Regions from separate parts of the Homo sapiens genome. Here region 1 is linked to region 2. The links are chromatin loops, found by intact Hi-C in ENCODE. Cell type or tissue: ascending aorta. All regions are shown on one strand.

Region 1 (2,500 bases), 510 kb before region 2:
AAGTCAAAAATGCCAGGGACAGAAAGTCAAATGTCACATGTTCTCACTCCTAAGTGGGTGTGAAAAAATGTGTACACATGGACATAAAGATTGGAATAATAGGGGCCGGGCACAGTAGCTCATGCCTGTAATCTCAGCACTTTGGGAGGCCAAGGTGGGCAAATTACACAAGGTCAGGAGTTCAAGACCCGCCTGGTCAACATGGTGAAACCCCATCTCTACTAAAAATACAAAAATTAGCCAGGTGCGGTGGTGGGCACCTATACTCAGGAAGCTGAGGCACGAGAATCTCTTGAGCCTCGGAGGCAGAAGTTGCAGTGAGCTGAAATCGCACCACTGCACTCCAGCTTGGGTGACAGAGTGAGACTCCATCTCAAAAAAAAAGGACTGGAATAATAGACAATGGAGATTCAGAACAATGCAGGGTATGAGGGGGGTGGACAATGAAAAATTACTTAATGGGGACAGTGTACATTACTCAGATGAGGGATACTTTAAAAGCCCTGTCTTGACCACTATACAATCTATATGTGTAACAGAATCACACAGGTACCCCATTAGTTGTACAAATAAAAATAAATAAAATTTTTAATTTGTCTTACAAAAAATAAATTTAAAAAAAAGAAAGATGGATGGGTCATGGGTCCCAGGCCAGATGACCATAACAACAACCCCTTGGCAAAGTACAGTGAGTAAGCGTACATGTGGAGTCACACTGAGCTGGGTGCAAATTTATCTCATCTGAGCCTCTGTTTCCCCTTGTCTGTGGAATGGTGGTCATAATGGTAGCTGCATCATAGCTATTGTTCTAGGGTCTAGATTAGATAATGCATGGCACATGGTAGGCACACCGTGTTTGCCTTGATGTTAAAAAGACAGCAGCTTCTCCCTACTTATGATTTAATAGCTCCATTAGTCATTGATGCCCCTACTGCCAGCAGGGTTCTTCACCACTCTGTCCCCTTGCATGAGTCGCTCTCAAGTTTCATCATCATCTTGACCAGACCAGCAGGGGAAGGAAACTGGCCTGACTCGCTAATTGTGGACATTCCACGCCCCTCTGGTGTATGCTGACCCGGAGGCATTCAGGGTGGCTGAATTAGGTGGAGGAGGATGGTGGGGGGCGACAGTGTCGTCCCCTCCTCTCCCTAAGAGTCACCAGCCATGCCTCAACCAACAGTTCAGTGCTTACAGGTTTCTTTGGAACCTTTTCAGAAGAATCTACAGTCTGAACTCAGGGCTCAGGCTTCTCACACATCATCCTATCTCTGCAACTGCTGCTGCTGCCACCACATCCACTGCGATCCTGAGACCCACCCACCTTCCTCCTTTAGAGGCAGTCGTCCCAGATTAGCAGGGGACCGCGCTATCTTTTTCTGGGCTTCTCGTGTGCTGACTAAGGCAGAAGGCTGCACTGGCTGTGCGGATTGAAAGCCACGGTCACTCCCGTCCCATCCTCCAAACTCCTAGCAGTAGTGGGCAAAGTGAGCGCACCGTCTCTATCAGCGGCACTTGAATCTTCCGCCACGAGAGGGCACCAGAGAGCAAGGTGAAAGCAGAAGCTCCGGGTGGTCATTCTTCTCCCGCGACCAAGCAGCACCCCCGGCTTGGCAGGGGTGTGTGTTAGTAGTCACAGCTGGAGGGCCAAAGCACAGTGACCACCATCTGCAACCAAAGCTGCAGAAAAAAAGTGTCCCAAGAACCTTCCCAATCAAGCCAGAGGTGCACAGCCCTAGATCCAGCTAGGGTTGCCAGGTAAAACATAGGACACCCAGTTAAGTTTAAATTTTAGATAAACGTCAAATAGTTTTAATATAAATATGTTCCTATGCAATATTTTGGACATGCTTAAAATTATCTGTTGTATATCCAAAGTTCAAATTAAACTGGGGCATCCTGTTTTTGTTGTTTCTTATGTATTTGTTTTGTTAAATCTGGCCACCCTAGACCCAAATTTTGCCAGGTGTGGTAGACAAAAAATGCACTGGTGCCCCCCCCAAACACCTGCCCACAGGCCACCAGAAATGGAGGTAAGCCTCTGGTGCTGGGCTTTCTGGAGTCCACTGGAAACCCAGCCCAAGCGGACAGGTGAGGTGAGGGAAAACGGAGGTGCTCTGGCTCTGACATGGCACCTGCAGACACACTGAGAGCTGAGAGCCATATTCACGTTCAACCATCCTTTATTCGCTGGCTTGTCTTCCCAAGCCTAGGTCAGGAACCAAACCACATTTCCCAGCCTGCTGTGCATGGTTCCGTCCATCCTAGAAGTCACAGCCATCCACCCATTCAGTGAGGTCTTTTCCCTGGCAGTGATGCCTCCAGGCCTCCCTGAGGATGGAGAACAGGGAAGAGGAGAGATAATATCAGCTGCAGTTGCCAGTCACCGCCCAGAGAAGAACAAGAAGGAGAGTGTGGTCTCTAAACCAGAAGTGAGGAAGGAAAGGGGTTTGTTCCCTGCTGCTGCCCACCAGTCCTAACCATACCACCGCTGCGGGGCTCC
Region 2 (2,500 bases):
ACCTGTAATCTCAGCTACTCAGGAGGCTGAGGCAGGAGAATCGCTTGAACCTGGGAGACAGAGGTTGCAGTGGGCCGAGATTGCACCATTGCACTCCAGCCTGGGCAACAAGAGCGAAACTCCATCTCAAAAAAAAAAAAAAAAAAAAAAAAAAAGCCAGAAGAAACGATTTGCTTCGAGACCCTGACCAAGTGTCCCTTTTCCTTCTCAAAGGAAAGCCGAACCCCAGCCTCTTTTCCTCAGCCCTTACTTGGAGCCTCTAGCTCCTGAGTTGGCTCTGTGCCCCCCTTCAGATTCTAGTGTTGAGCCAAGGTTAAATGTTTTCCACTTCCCAAAATATGTCCAAATTTTGAAGCCTATAATCCACCCCGGCCAGGCGTGATGGCCACACTGTGTCCAGCAGTTTCAGAGGCCAAGGCGGGCGGATCACCTGAGGTCAGGAGTTTGAGACCAGCCTGGCCAACATGGTGAAACCCGTCTCTACTAAAAAAATTAGCTGGGCGTGGTGGCGGGTGCCTATAATCCCAGCTACTCGGGAGGCTGAGGCAGGAGAATAGCTTGAACCCGGGAGGCAGAGGTTGCAGTGAGCTGAGATTGTGCCACTGCATTCCAGCCTGGGTGACAGAGTGACACTTCGGCTAAAAAAAGAAAAATCCACCCCCTAGAAAAACCTGGGCCCACTCTGTTACCTTTAACTCTCAATCTCAATTCTAGCTATTCCAATTCACGGGGAGGCGGACCAAGCTCACCCCACTACCCTGCTTCCCACTCTGCAGCAGCATGCCTCTGCATGGGCCTTTTCAAGCCAGGCCATACCCTGTGTCTTCTCACCTTTGTCCAGCCAGCCTTTCCCTAGCACCTTCAAACAGAGCTCTCGGCAGAACACCAGCCTCCTCACACTTGCCCAAGGCAAAGTCACAGTTGCAGCACAGCAGGAATGGGATGGCACTGGCAGCCCACTTGCTGCTGCGACTAAGGGAGGGGTCTCCAGGAGCTCCTATCACCCAGGCCATGCCTGTTATGCTGGTTTTCAGACACCACAGAGCTCCTCTTTTCATTCAACCCACCACCACCTCCCCACCCCCAGTTCCTATCACTGCTCCAACTGGAAGCAAGGAAGAAAGGACAGTCAACTGCCAGAAATGGCAGAACCAAGGACCCAGAAGGCAGACCCAGTTGAATGAGGCAGAGCTGTTTTCTTCCTAGCTGCCTTCATCATAGAACTGCAGGGAAGATTTCCAAATCCCACCCCCATCAATCAGCCTACTTAGCCTATTGCCTATCTCTAGCTGCCTGAAGGGCCAGCCTGCTTGTTAGCTTCCCTGCTGGGCTGGGCTGCCCGTGGACTGCCGGAGAGTCCACTCTTCCTGCATGCCCCACTTCCCATAGCATCCCGAGGGAGGGAGGTCAAGGCGGGGGCCAGCTACAGCTTCCAAGAAGGGTTCCAAATAGAGCAGGCCTGAGCCCTTACTCCTGAGGAAGTCGGCTTTGTTCTTTCAGGGATCACAGAGCAGCATCTAGTGGCCCTTCTGAGCAGCACAGATTACATAACTAGCACACAGCAGGGGACCAGAGCCTCTGCTCCCAACTCCAGTAGAGTCTCATTAACACACAAGAAAGTCCTGGCACCATGAAGGCTGGAGCCCAGAAGGGAGGTGAGGGAGCCGGGCCCAGGCCAGCCCACCGGCCAGCTGACCTTCCCAGCTGTGCCTGGACTCAGGTCATGAGAGGCCTGGGAGAGGAGGCAGTGACACAACTGCTGGTCCTGGAGGTCTAGAGCTGCGCTGTCCAGATAGAAGCCACATAGGTAACTTTATATTTTCTAGCAGCCACATTACACAAGTAAAAGGGAAACAGGTGAATTTTAATAATATATTTTATTTAACCCAATACCCAAAATATTTCAACACATATATAAAAAAGTTATTGACATATTTTACACTCCTTTTCTTTTGTTATCATACTAAGCCTTCGAAGTCTGGTTTGTGTTTACACTTGCAGTGTATCACAGCTCGAACCAGCCACGTTGCAAGGGCCTGACAGCTGCACATGGCTAGCGGCTACATATTGGACAGCACGGGTCTAGAGGGCATCATCTGACCAAGACCCGCAAAGGGAACTGAGAAAAGGGCTACTGCCTGAGCATCTCAGGACTGCCCTAAGTTTGAGAAAACATCTCCCCTCTACTCCAAAACTAGATCTCTTTGGAGTACTTTTTAAAGTCCTTTATAGAAGCAAAGCTCTTTCTGCAAGTGAAATACAGAGACACAATACTAAAACTGACAATGGCTGAACTGCTCAGACTGAAGAGGATTTAGCAGGTCCCCCAGTGGTCCCAGAGCCCCCCGCCCCCGCCAGGGTGTGAGGCAATATGAAAATCGCTGCCTTTGAAGATTCCAAAAGGAAACGAAACCACAACTGCATGTCAGGACTCTCCAGACACCTGCACGTCTATGACTTACTAAGCTTCACATCACAATCACCTGCCAAGGAAGCAGCA

Evidence for each region. Peaks named below come from ENCODE experiments on the same cell type or tissue, not always from the same donor. Only the 100,000 strongest peaks of a DNase experiment are listed, where the experiment ranks them.
Region 1: a loop joins it to region 2, with 2.3 times the contacts of the local background. A loop is called at or near these places in 3 of 110 quality-filtered maps.

The regions. Positions count from the first base shown.
Region 1 is chr17:32,997,540-33,000,039 of GRCh38, reverse strand. SPACA3 (sperm acrosome associated 3) reads right to left here. Exons shown (of 5, transcript NM_173847.5): 5 at 2,163-2,328. The coding sequence ends at 2,262. Among named protein-coding and RNA genes, the nearest start is that of SPACA3, 6.9 kb to the right of the region's middle. In ascending aorta, a CTCF peak has its summit at 1,521 (motif pointing right); a DNase peak (open chromatin) is centred at 1,539.
Region 2 is chr17:32,482,678-32,485,177 of GRCh38, reverse strand. PSMD11 (proteasome 26S subunit, non-ATPase 11) reads right to left here. Exons shown (of 14, transcript NM_002815.4): 14 at 1,859-2,500. Among named protein-coding and RNA genes, the nearest start is that of CDK5R1, 3.1 kb to the left of the region's middle. In ascending aorta, a CTCF peak has its summit at 1,519 (motif pointing left); a DNase peak (open chromatin) is centred at 1,377; H3K27ac peaks cover 1,442 bases.